Regions from separate parts of the Homo sapiens genome. Here region 2 is linked to region 1. A link is a contact called in ENCODE Hi-C or POLR2A ChIA-PET data. All regions are on one chromosome and are shown on one strand. Each heading gives the region's core, a stretch centred on a gene start or an enhancer-like site at or near the end of the contact. The rest is flanking DNA. Distances are from core to core; before and after follow the strand shown.

Evidence for each region. A loop is a pair of places that touch in the nucleus more often than their neighbours do. ChIA-PET counts read pairs that join two places held with the same protein, here RNA polymerase II (POLR2A). Pooled maps may share reads with other maps.
Region 2: a loop to region 1 is called in a map of mammary epithelial cell, with 2.8 times the contacts of the local background. The contact joins the enhancer-like site here to the promoter of DTNA-AS1 in region 1. A Hi-C loop is called at or near these places in 9 of 168 maps with a recorded cell type or tissue (Caco-2, Right ventricle myocardium inferior, cardiac septum and 4 more), 2 of 37 single-sample maps with no recorded cell type and 9 of 50 pooled maps. POLR2A ChIA-PET finds 5 or more read pairs at or near these places in 3 of 52 experiments (AG04449, AG04450 and BJ).

Annotation. Positions count from the first base shown.
Region 1 is chr18:34,765,218-34,772,086 of GRCh38, reverse strand. DTNA-AS1 (DTNA antisense RNA 1) reads left to right here and starts at 4,421. Exons shown (of 5, transcript NR_199046.1): 1 at 4,421-4,544; 2 at 6,093-6,153. It overlaps DTNA (dystrobrevin alpha), which reads right to left. Exons shown (of 23, transcript NM_001386795.1): 3 at 6,046-6,126.
Region 2 is chr18:34,727,568-34,734,553 of GRCh38, reverse strand. All of the region lies in intron 1 of DTNA (dystrobrevin alpha), which reads right to left. Among named protein-coding and RNA genes, the nearest start is that of DTNA, 21 kb to the right of the region's middle. Within about 2 kb of position 4,418, at least 5 of the 41 ENCODE cell types and tissues checked have a DNase peak (open chromatin) inside an H3K27ac peak, as active enhancers do.

The DNA of each region.
Region 1 (6,869 bases), core at 3,172-5,671:
TTAATTTTGTTCCTACTATTAAACAGGAGGGATTAGATATTTCTGATTTATTTCTCTTGTTGTCCTTTGTTGTTCATGATTTTAGGGCTGCATTTCATTGACTCCAAAGTAATTTCTGAAAAAAAAAAAGATCTGCTGACATTACAGGGTATCTGGATCATTAACCACGTCAATGCTGACCAAGGAAATAATGTTATGGTAGAAACAGCTATTTGTCTAAAATAAAGGCTGAGATGATGCCATTTTATATATCCTTATAAGAGTTTATGGGGTATTAATTTTTGTGGAAAGTTAACAAAAAATCTGGAAGCTGAAGAGAAGACTACTGATTAGAAAGGATTATTTAAAATATTATTTGTATTCTTTGTTCTGCTCCATTCCTCCTAGAATATCAAATAATCAACTTGGTGTCCCCTAATTTTTTAGAAACACTCATTCTTTTATTCTGTTAGAGAATGTGCTAGTTACATCATGGGGAAGGTATGGCAGGGTACAAAGATGAATGGTAAGGGGAAGAAGCGATTTGGAAAGGAGAACCCTTTGACTCAAAAAGAAGATGGGTTTTTTACAAGTGTGTTTTTGTTTTTGAGAAGGAGTCTCACTCTATCACTCAGGCTGGAGTGCAGTGGCACGATCTCAGCTCACTGCAATCTCCACCTCCCCGGGTTCATGCCATTCTCCTGCCTTAGCCTCCCAAGTAGCTGGGACTGCAGGCGCCCGCCACCACGCCCCGCTAATTATTTGTATTTTTAGTAGAGATGGGGTATCACCATGTTAGCCAGGATGGTCTCGATCTCCTGACCTTGTGATCCGCCCGCCTCGGCCTCCCAAAGTGCTGGGAATACAGGTGTGAGCCACCACGCCTGGACTTACAAGTGTCTTTTATAGCAGGGATTGGTCAACATTCTTTTTGTGGACCAAGGGACAAAATCAGGGATATTATATCAGTACATACATAACAAGAGAGAAAAAGAATTTACACAACATTTTTACTGAAGTTAAATATCCAATAATTGGGTACATTAAGAAAATGCTGGTCTACCAATGAGAAGAATGTAATTCTTGGCCAGGCACAGTGGCTCATGCCACCTGGCCTGGCCAACCTGGTGAAACCCTCTCTCTACTAAAAACACAAAATTAGCCGGGCGTGGTGGTGCACGCCTGTAATCCCAGCTACTTGGGAGGCTGAGGCAGAAGAATCACTTGAATCCAGGAGGCAGAGGTTGCAGTGAGCCAAGATCACATCATTGCACTCCAGCCTGGGCAAAAAGAGCAAAACTCCACTCAAAAAAAAAAAAAAAAGAATATAATTCTTCTTGGGAGTATGCATTTTTAAAAATTGGGGTTACAAGTTAGTGTTCCCTGTTATCAAATCGATTACAAATATTCATCTATAAAATCCATTAGTTCATTCTCTATAAAAAAGTAGGTTCTGGGCCTCATTTAGTTCATGGGTGACAGTGGCCTCTTGTTCAGAGTCCTTTTAGAATCCCGGGAACTGACTATTCTCAGCATACATTAGGAATTGAACAGAAGAAAATAAACATGAATGTCAGTGATAGGAACCAGTTGTCCACATGCAAAATCATAAACAAAGTAGGCAAGGGCTGTGGGGAAAGAACTATAGGGAATTAACCAACATTTATGAAATTTGGATTTAGATAATAGATAAAAAAGAAATCTCCTGAAAACATACACAGTCTGTGCTGTATGCAGACAGTATTCATTTTTTTTCTAGGTGATAGTTTTACAACAGCCGTTTTTGTTTTTTCCTCCTTTATGTAGTTTTAAAACTTAGTTTTGTTAGTATACGCAATAAATTTTAAATAAGGTATGGACCTAAAAGTAAACAATCTATTTTCACTTCAGATCCACTGATTTCTACGAAGTAAATACTATAATGAGTTTCTGCTATTGTTTGAATGTTTGTGCCCCACCAAATTCTCATGCTGAAACTTAATCCCTTAATGCGATGGTATTACCAGGTGGGGACTTTTAGCAGGTGATCAGGACTTGAGGGCAGAACTTTCATGGTGGGGATTAGTGCCCTTATAAAAGAGGCCCCAGGCCAGGCGTTGTGGCTCACACCTGTAATCCTAGCACTTTGGGAGGCCAAGGCGGGCAGATCACATGAGGTCAGGAGTTTGAGACCAGCCTGACCAACATGGTGAAACCCTGTCTGTACTAAAAATACAAAATTAGCTGGGCGTGGTGGTGCATGCCTGTAATTCCAGCTACTTGGGAGGCTAAGGCAGGAGAATTGCTTGAACCTGGGAGGCGGAGGTTGCAGTGAGCCGAGATTGCACCATTGCACTCCAGCCTGGGAAAAAAGAGTGAAACTCTGTCAAAAAAAAAAAAAAAGCCCCAGAGGGCTGCCTTGCTTCTTCCACCATGAGAGGACACAGTGAAAAGGGGCCACCTATGAACCAGAAGGCTGCCCTCCCTAGATACCAAATCTGGCAGTGCCTTGATTTTGGATTTTCTAGCCTCCAGAACTATGAGAAATAAATGTTGTTTATAAGCCACCCAGTTTATGGTATTTTTGTTAGAGCAGCCTGACACTTTCCAATAAAAAAATGCACTTACAAATATGCTACCTACATTTTGTTTCTTATTTCTTTTACTGTAGGGAAAAACTCCATTATAAGGTATCATAATTTATTGTGGGTTAGGTTTATTGCAGACTAAAATTACTTTCCTCTAATCAGCGAATATATTCAATGTTGACTAATGTTATGTCATGTAAACATTGCTGCTTCTGGTTGGCTAACTTTCTAGAAGGAAGGTTTCAACTTTGATTAAGATAAGCCAAGATCAATTATGTAAGCATTTTACAAATACCTCTGAATATCACAACTGTTGCATTTATTGTTAGAAAGGAAAACTTTGCAAAGACATATAGTACTTGCATTTAATGCCTCTGATGAAGGTAGAAACAATTTTTAAAACCTTAATTTAGCAAAGCATTCAAAATATGCTTGTTTTTTTTCCTTGGGCCTTAACTTTGTCTAATTTTGTAGAATGTAATATCTTTTCTCATCCTGAAATACAGGAATTTTATAAGGTACATTATAAAATAAATAAGACTTTCCTGATATCTCCTTCTCTAGGAAAGTCCTACCAGTGACCCTCACCCCCAACAACTCAGGGCACTGACTCCCTGAAGCTCTCACATACCATGTACATATTTCTATCATTATCTTTCTACATGGTTTTATAAATCTGCTTAAAAGCCCATATTCTCAGTTAGATTTTGAGCAACTTGAAGGAAGGTATTGCATGTCATTCATCATCACACTATCCTTGGTACCTAGCACAATGTCAAACACATAGCAGGAGCTCATTATACACTTAACTGAATTAAGAGGTCAATGAATGGACAGACTGAAGGGCCACTGGACAGGTATAAGCTTCTATTTTCACCCAGGGATGGATTAGCATCCTCACTTCTTCTCTACTGTTTTTCAAGAAATTCCAAGACAATTCTGGATGCAGGATAAGGATGTGGACCAGAAAAGAACAGAAAGAGGAAAAGGAAATGCCCAAGAATGAGAAAGTGCCTTTCTCAGAGAGCAGGAGGCATGGGATAAGGCCTGTGGACCACAGCTGCAGACAACACAGTGTGTCCACTTTAATGTTGAGTGGGGACAACACAGTGTGTCCACCTTAATGTTGAGTGCAGTGTTGCCAAGTCCCTGATTCCCTGAGCCCTTCCTTCCTTTCCTTTTCCTTTTCCTTTCTTTCTTTTCTTTGTTTTCCTTTTTTTGCTTTTTTTGGGGGGGCGTTCCTTCTTACCATTTTGTAGTCTTTTATTGGAAATCTCTAGCTCTCCTGAAAGGAGCCTAAGGAAGGCTCCGCTTGGCAAAGCTCTAAGGAGGACAGAGTGTCTACCACTTACCCTCTGCCTTCCCCTCCAATTCTGAGGCCATTGTAGTGGTAACACATGATAAGAACGTGGGACAATCATATCCCTTTTAATTGCTGAAAACACGGAGATTCTTCCTTTTATTTGTAATCTGGGTGATGTGTTTGAAGGGGAAGAGGAAACTTCTTCTGTGGGAACATTTTCCTTGGCCCCTATCGCAAGCAGTGGAAATGGCTTTTATTGACTCATTAGGACTACAAATACAGTAACAAATTCTTTCAACATCTGTAATGCTTTTCTCACTACTCATTTTAGATTGCTTTAGCTTCCTGTGAGGAGTCAAAACACATATATGATGTGTGACCAATGCTATGGTTTGAATGTTTGTCCCTTCTAAAACTCATGTTGAAACTTAACCCCCTGTGAGGCAGTGTTGAGAGGTGGGGCTTTTAAGAGGTGATTGGTCATGTGGGCTCTGCCCTCATGAATGGATTAATCCATGAGTAATCACAGGAGTGAGGTGGCCTTATAAGAAGGGGAAGACAGACCTGAGTTAGCATGCTCAGCCTCCTTACTATGTGTGCCCTGCACCATCTTGAGACTCTGCAGAGAGTCCCACTAGTAAGCAGACTCTCACCAGAGGCAGCCCCTTGACTTGGACTTCTGAACCACCATAACTGTAAGAAATAAATTCCTTTTCTTTATAAATTGCAAAGTTTCAAGTATTCTGTTATAAGCCACAGAAAATGAAAATAAGACAACCTACTTATATTTTTCTTCCATCCCCTCCTTCCCCAAACTTCAGCCCCATTTTTATCCACTGGGGCTGGGGAATAAGATGTAGAGGAGAAACTTGAGGAATAGATGCGTACTTTGCATCCTCACAGTCATGATTAGCTGTAAGCCTAGAAGCCTGGGGCTAAGGTGACCTGCCCAGGGCCCTAGGAAACATCTTCTAGAGACTCTGAGAGGGTAGACATGTGGAGATGCCGGTTTCTACCCTTACCATGAGTCTAATTACCATGCCAGTTATCATAGAACTATGTGTATGTATCAGGAGAACATTACGGTTTTCATTTTTAAAAATTCATCCAATATTAATTAAAAAATGAGACTTTTTTAATAAGTAAACTTTTTAAAAAGAAAAGAAAACGTTCTTACACATGAACTATGAATCAATATTTTTTTCCAAGAGAAAATGGATATGGTAATACAATGGAAGTGTTGACCCAGCAGAGAATAAGACTGCTCATTGTTACTAGTGATCTAGCTTATTGCTTACACTTTTAAATTTGAAAAAAAAACTGGAGCAAGTTCCTTTGTTTCTTTAAGTATTGTCTCTTTTCTTATTTTTGTCTCATGTAAACAAATGTGGTTAAAACTCTGACACAAAGAGCTAATTTTGTTCTTTCAGAAAAAAACTTAAATGTTTTCCAAAAGCTTTAAAATATTTTCCTGTGCTTGTAAAAGAAAATACAAATATAAGGGGGATTTAATGTTTGATATTTTATAAAGTTCTTGGAAACCATTTTTATTTTATTTTATTATTATTACACTTTAAGTTTTAGGGTACATGTGCACAATGTGCAGGTTTGTTACATATGTATACATGTGCCATGTTGGTGTGCTGCACCCATTAACTCGTCATTTACATTAGGTATATCTCCTAATGCTATCCCTCCCCCTTCCTCCCACACCACAACAGGCCCCGGAGTGTGATGTTCCCCTTCCTGTGTGTTCTCATTGTTCAGTTCCCACCTATGAGTGAGAACATGTGGTGTTTGGTTTTTTGTCCTTGCGATAGTTTGCTGAGAATGATGTTGGAAACCATTTTGATGGCACTGCATTTATGATACCAAGGTTAGAGAAAAGAAGAAAAACATCCATCCAGATTTAAACCATTCCAAGGTCAGAATTATATTGTATATGTATCCAGAGGTTCATCCTTTTAGTATGAACTAAACGGTTCATATGCTTTAGTATTTAAGCATTTTCAGATTTCAAGACTACTTAGGAGTCATCTCTACCATTTGTGCCTCATAATACCCCTTTTATTGTTGTGTAAACATATATAACAATATTAGCAATATTTGTAACAGAATCTAGTTTAATAAACTTAGTACCAAATGTAAACTATAGGATTCATGATGGTAATTAGTCCAAACAACTGGCATACTTACAATTGCATTTCTTCTGAACAAACCTAAGCTTGCATGCTGTTCTGTAGGTGGAGAGTCGGATGCGATCCAGATCTTGAGCCCCTAGTGCGGGGAAAAAGGACACATAAGGTATGCCATGTGTGCAGAAAGAAATTTACAATGTTTACAAATAAAACAACTGTAGATATGATCCTTACCCCTAATTTTATTTTTATTAGAATATAAATATAACTTTAAGACTTGAACAGGTCTGTCCTATTCAAGGACAAGTTCCTCAGGTTCTAGGGAAAAAGAGCACACACATGTAATCAACATTGGAGATTAGGTTGTAAACCATATTCTTGGATCAAGAAACACAATGTCATCCCTGTTGTGTCCACCACTTCTGAAAACAGTCTGCTCAAGCTGTGACCTACAGTGAAACAGCGAGATGATATAGATACTATCATCAAATAAGCATTTAAAGTGCATTGCTATTGGTCATTAGAATGTGGCTGTTAGGTGACCATGTACTGACTGCTGAGCATCTTCTCTGTGTGCCCTTAGGCCAATTGCTTTTAGAGCTTCAGTTTTCTCACTTGGAAGATGGGGATGATGATAATAATAGTACTTATTGCACAGGACTGTTGTAAGGATAAATGAGTGAATATACCTAAGGCACTTAAACACCGTCTGGCACACAGTAAATGCTGCATAAGTATTCATTTTTATTACTAACAACTTTCTTGTGATCCTTCCTGTCAATCTCAGAGGAAGACATGCCTTTCTAAAACAACCTTTCTTTTACTGTGGCTTCCAGTTCCTTCCTAACTTAGAGGGAACACATTCCCTATATTCTTAAACTA
Region 2 (6,986 bases), core at 3,169-5,668, 38 kb after region 1:
AATTGTGGAAAAACAGACAAGCTCTTATCATGCAAGTGGCTGACCTGCAATGAAAGATGCATGCACAGCCTCGCCAGGTGACTACTGTTAAAGTGAGGGCATTGATTGGAAAAGAATGGGACCCTGCAACTTGGAATGGGGATGTGTGGGAAGATTCTGATGAAACTGAGGACACTGAGTTTGTAAACTCTGATGAACCTTTTTTTTGCCAGAAGAAAGAGCTTTCCCATCCCCAGTAGAGTCAACATCCCCTCCCTGACCCATACTGCCATCAGCCTTTCGACCTTTGTCTGAAGAGATAAACCCTGCACTGCCTGAGGCAACAGTGACTCTCCTGAGGCAGTTGTCAAGCAAGATAATGTTGATTCTCCTGAGGAGCCACCCTCAATACCTCTGTTTGCTTCTAGACCTATAACTAGACTAAAATCCCAGCAGCCCCTAGAGGTGAGGTTGAGAGTGTGACCCATGAGGAGGTGCTCTACACTTGAAAAGAACTGCTTGAGTTCTTCAATTTATATAAACAAAAATCTGGAGAACAGGCATGGGAATGGATTTTAAAGGTGTGGGATAATGATAGAAGGAACATAGAGTTGGATCAGGCTGAATTTATTAATTTGGTCCCACTAAGTAGAAACTCTGCCTTTAATGTTGCAGCTCAGGGAGTTAAAAAATATTCTAATAGTTTATTTGCTTGGTTAGCTGAAATATGGATTAAAAGAGGCCCACTGTGAGTGAGCTGGAAATGCCTGATCTCCCTTGGTTTAACATAAAGGAAGGGATCCAAAGGCTTAGGGAGATTGGGATGGTGGAGTGGATTAGTCACTTTAGACCTACTCATCACAGCTGGGAGGGTCCAGAAGATATACCCTTGACCAATGCCTTGTGAAATAGATTTGTGAGGGCAGCACCTGCATCTTTGAAGAGCTCTGTAATTGCTCTTCTCTGTATGTCAGATCTAATGGTGGTAACCGCAGTCACTCAATTATAAAATTTAAATACAGTGGGAATAATTGGATCCCAAGGTGGCAGGGTCCAAGTTGGCACTCAACCATCAAAGGCACGGTGGGCATAGCTACCATAATGGACAGCAGAAGCAGACCTGCAATCAGAATAATCTGACTTGTGTAGCACTCTGGCATTGGCTAATTAATCACGGTGTTCCTAGAAGTGAAACTGATAGGAAGCCTACTGCATTCCTACTTAATTTATACAAGAAGAAAACTTCTAGGTCGAATGGACAGAAGACTAATTTGAATTATAAAACCAGAGAATCACAGCCCCTCAATCAATTTCCAGACTTGAGCCAGTTTGCAGACCCAGAAGCCTTCGAATGAAGGGGAGGCTGGCTCCTTTTGAGGAAAGACCCCACTACATTACTGACAATTTATGCAGTGAATCTTTCTCCCATTCTTCCCCAAGGAGACCTCCAGCCTTTAACCAGGGTAACTGTGCACTGGGGAAAGGGAAGTGATCAGATATTTCGGGGACTACTGGACATTGGCTCTGAGCTGACATTGATTGCAGGGGACCCAAAACGTCACTGTGGTCCTCCAGTTAAAATAGGGACTTATGGAGGTCAGGTAATTAATGGAGTTTTATCTCAGGTCTGACTTACAGTGAGTCCAGAGGATCCCCGGACTCATCCTGTGGTCATTTCCCCAGTGCCAGAATGCATAATTGGCATAGACATACTTAGCAGCTGTCAGAACCCCAACAACAGGTATATCGCAAATGTTGAATAGGACTCACTTACACTAAAAAATACTCACCATTTATCTGAAATTGAAATTTAACTGAGCCTCATGTGCTTTATCTAATATTCCTACTAACATAGCACTTTAGACTTAGAAAATATTTGTTGTGTGATTTAATTTTCTTTGCTTGGGATTATAGAAGAATGTCTTTTCCAGCTTGCTGATTTTTATTTTTGCCATGGATTTTTAAAAATTCAAATGAATTCCATAACCTGAGCCAAGCTTCTAAAACGTAAGCAGGGAGGTGCTCTCACAGGGAAGGAGAATAGAACCCAGCTCAGTCCAGGTTGCATCCTTTGCTACTGTTTGACATTTGTTTCTTTAGCCCAGGCTTCTCATTTTAGATAAGTAAAGGAGGATCGCAGAGGAAGGTGACTGCAAATCCAGTGTCTTTGCTTTGGATCACGCTGTCTTGGCATATACAGGTGACTCTGCTGTATAAGAATGAGTTATATTCCTAGAGTTAATTTACAAGCTTCATTACAGCACAGAGCACATTGTCCTCTTCAGAAAAAGCTATAACACTAAAGTTAGATTAGTAGGCAATCCAACAAGTTAGCTGAAAAACAAAATACCTGCCATGAAGAAAATTAGGGGGAAAAATAAACTACTTCAAATAAATTATGGGTAAGGTAGGTTTCACTGGACTAGTCTGAAAATGTAATGATCATGGTGTTAGTGAGACAGTGTGGAAACAGGCAAATAAATATTCTCTTTTCTTTTCAGCTTCAGGGATACTAATAAATGGAACTTGGATAGGGAGGAGACTGATTTGGTGGTGAGAGTAGAAAATGCACAGAAAGAATGAGTGAATAAAGAAATGGAGTCTCTGCTAATCTTTCCCAAACACTTAGACAGCTGACAATGTTCCAACATCTTCAGAGTTTTCACCATCCCTCACCTGCCCTGTCACTTCTTTCCCCTATAAAGTTAAAACTGTAAAGAAAGAAAAACTCTCCACATTTAACACTCTCCATTTGACCATTTATCTATTCATTAATACAATAAAGAGTTAAATATGTGGGCCAGGCACTGTACAAGGCACTGGTGACACACAGGTAAACAAGACAGAAACAGTTTCTGCCATCAGGGAACTTCAGGGAGACATACATTAAGAGATGATTACACAAATAATTAATTATAATTGTGATAAGTGATACTCAAAGAAGTACAGTTACTGCAAACACTGGCTACCCAATACAGAATCATCATCATCATCATTTCTTCATTATGCACTTGCTATGTGCTGTACTTTGTGCAAAGTATTGTATATCCCTTTTATCTAAAATTCGCACAAATCTTTTTTTTTTTTTTGAGACGGAGTCTCGCTCTGTCGCCCAGGCTGGACTGCGGACTGCAGTGGCGCAATCTCGGCTCACTGCAAGCTCCGCTTCCCGGGTTCACGCCATTCTCCTGCCTCAGCCTCCCGAGTAGCTGGGACTACAGGCGCCCGCCACCGCGCCCGGCTAATTTTTTGTATTTTTAATAGAGACGGGGTTTCACCTTGTTAGCCAGGATGGTCTCGATCTCCTGACCTCATGATCCACCCGCCTCGGCCTCCCAAAGTGCTGGGATTACAGGCGTGAGCCACCGCGCCCGGCCACAAATCTTGAAAAATAGCAAGGTAGAAATTATCACCATTTTCAAAAGATAACAGATAACCCTTTTTTTCTATTTATAGCTTTGCTTTCAGAGGAGGCCATTGGAAGACCCTTTGTTCTGGGCATCTTGATGCATTTGAGTATGAAAACTTGGAACAAGAACAGAAGAGAGCTAAATTTCTCTGCATAGTAAGAGGGAAAATATTTGTGTTCCTAGGAAACTATCTGGAGGCATATGTGAAGGGTGAAAAAAGCAGATAGAGGTTTCTGGAGAGACATCAAAGGCTGTGAGCCTCCCCACACCAGTCCTTGCCAACCCCAAACCTTCAGTGAAGTTACTGGACACACCAACATGAGTGAGCTCTTTGGTGGTCACCAGTGAGGGGACAGAGTTTCACTTGCAATTTGATAAAGGGGGAAAAGAGAACACAATGTGCATAGATATTAGGGTGAGAGGAATAACAGGTTAGGGGACAGTAACTCCAGTATTCCCAAAGGTGGTGAAAAGGGTTCGAATTGGTTTGAGCCAACTTTATGTGAGCCCTCAAGGGGCTAGGAAGTCCCAGCTGACAACTGGGTTATCCAAATGAGGACATATGGACACAGAGAGGTCCCAGAGCCATGAAAATTACTATATTTGAACCCAAATCTGACTCCAAGGTCTATATTCTTCCCACTTTGCCATGTTCCCTCAGTTTTTGCCAAGACTGAACAAGGGGCCACAATGCAACACTTCTGACCTGTGATTCTTGAAGGAATTAGCTCCAGACTAACCAGAGAACAGGCTGGCCATTCTCACATCAGAGCCCCCAACAACTGTGTACTGCTTTAACACTTCAAGTTTAAAGCACTTTTGCATACATTACCTCATGCATGGAATTTTACTTCTTCTGAATGAAGAACTAAATAAATTGTGCTAAATAAATCTCAAGCTGTTGTCAGTGCTTTTCACTACAAATTCCTCACCCAGCAGTTCCCCCATGGGTATTATCTGTTAAGTGCAGCTTTGCCCAGTGCAGTCACTCAGCTGGGGAGCAAATGCAGAACTTGGATTTGTTGTGCTGCAGACAGGCTTCAAGAGCAACTCGTACATCCTGTAGGCTTCGGAAAGAAAACTGGGGACACAATGTCCTGGTTCAAGCAAATGCCTACATTTATTTTTGGAATTATTCCTTGGAACTGTGGAGAGATGAGTTTTTTCATGCAGAACCAAGGACAAGAAACAGCAAGGTTAAGAAAACACAAATCTTGAAGTCTTAAAGCTCTTCTAGACTTATCTAGTGTGTCCTGGAGGTTTAATCACTGGGTAGAGTAAATCCTCAGCAGGTATAAATAACCTTAGGTTTCTTTCAGATTGTCTGCTTTGGTTGGGGAACTGCCAGATCTACAATGACTATTATTTCTGGTTGCCATTTATGTCTTTCCACCTTGAATTTCCCATCTTCCATCTTTTCTTTGTGTCCTAATTTAGAGTGTGTTTACTTTTGTATCTTTGAGAGTGCCTCGTATGCTGTGGAAAATACTCTTTGAATGCCCAATATGGAATGTGCCCAGCCTCCTTCAGAAGTTTTAAAAATTTGAGTGTTAAATTATTTTAGTTTATTTGAATCCTACATCTGATTTTAAAGTGTGAAAAATATACAACATTTTACCTCAGTCACACACTCAGACGTCCTGTTCTCTTCCTTAGCTTTCCTCAGAGCGGGGTTCTGAAGGAGAGAGCAGCAACCTGCCACCTACAGGAAGGTATTAAAACTTCTAGTTGCCCCTGTGCCATTTCTCACACACAGAAACACAGAATGTCTCTCTCTGTCTCTTGATTGCAGGTAAAGCAGCCATAAGAACTCAAGGAAGACAAAACATTTTAGAGGGGAGGTTTGGCAATGACATTAGACACACTTGAGTTCAAATCTCCTTGCTGCCAGGTACTACCTGCATGTACTTGAGCAAATAACTTGTTTTTCTTACCCTCCATTTCCTTATTTGAAAGTGCACATAATAATTTTCCTTATATAATTCCACGAGGACTGACTGAATAAGATGATTTTGTAAGACATTTGGTATTATACCTATGAGTTCCTGCCATTGACATTGACATCATACTCTCTTTTCAATATTCCCTTTCCTCTTTTTTTTCTTGTGACTTCTCTGGGACTCTCTTCCAGGTAATTGTGGTGGGGCTGCCTGTGTTTTCCTTCAGACATAGAGGTGCACAACTGAAGGGACCCCGGGTGTCAGAATACCCCACCCACTTGGCCATGGTGACCATTCAGGGCTGTACACACACCCCAAGCCAGGCTTTCTCACTTACTTGCTGGGATCTTTGAATTATTAAGAAAAATCTCCTGCTCAGAAAGTGAAGCTGGTGGGGTGTGATTTGGGGGCTACTGGCAGCCATCTTACCTGCTGTTTGGGAAGCCTCTTTCCAGGAGCTAGTGAGAGGCATAAGGTTTGGTTTTGTGTTTGAGTAGGAATCACTGAAGAAAGCTAAGCAGAAACAAGCAAAGCCTTGAAACAGGGAAGAGAACTTGGGGATGCCCTTTGGGCCTCTGGATCTAAATGAGTCTGCAGCCAACTGTACCCAAGTCCTTGTTATTTACATAAGCTGATTCCTCCTTTTTATTTTTTTTTGAGAAAAATACTTTATTTTATAATATTCTTTGAAAAAAGTACTGGAAGGAAATATATAAAGCCCTCAACAGTTTTATCCTGGGATGAGAATAGAAATTTTAGGTGGGGAAATTTTACTTTTCATGTAAAATATTTCTGCATGAAAAATTATTTATTTTATTTTTTTAAATTTTTTAAACTAGTTGAAGTGATATTTCTCAAACCTGCAGCAGGAGGAGCCTATTATAATTCCCTTCTGTTCTCCTATACTGCTTTTCATAAACTAAGAAGTGGGCCTTGTTTTTTGTCCTTTCTTTGTCAAAATCATTTTTGTCCTGATTTCTTAACATATAGAAAAACTCCAATAATTATACAAAAGAAGATAAAAACCATACTATTAACATTGCAGCTGATAGTCTTCTTGCTTCTTCTATACGTAGCTGCATTCACATTGAGTATGCAATTTCAAATTCTCACTTTTAACTTAATATCACAACATTGCGAAAGTAATACGTATCTGCTGAAGAAAATTCAGAAAACATAGGAAAGTAAAGATAGGAAAATTAATCTATTACCCATGGACAGTCATTAAGGATACCTTGCTTTATTTCTATCATTTTTTGCCTTTTCCCCCCCTCCCTCTTAATATTAGGATTAGATAGTAGATGGCATTTTATAAAAAACATATCCTCTTTCACAAAACACTTTTATAAGACATTTTAGGCGCTGAGTGCAGTGGCTCACACCTGTAATCCCAGCATATTGGGAGGCCAAGGTGGGTGGATCACTTGAGGCCAGGACTTTGACACTAGCCTGACCAACATGGTGAAACCCTGTCTCTACTAACAATACAAAAATTAGCCAGGGAAGGTGGCACTTTCCTGTAATCCCAACTACTTCGGAGGCTGAGGCAGGAGAATCGCTTGAACCTGGGAGGTGGAGGTTGCAGTGAGCCAAGATTGAGGCACTGGACTCCAGCCTGGGTGACAAAAGCAAAACTGTCTCTCTCAAAGAAAAAAAA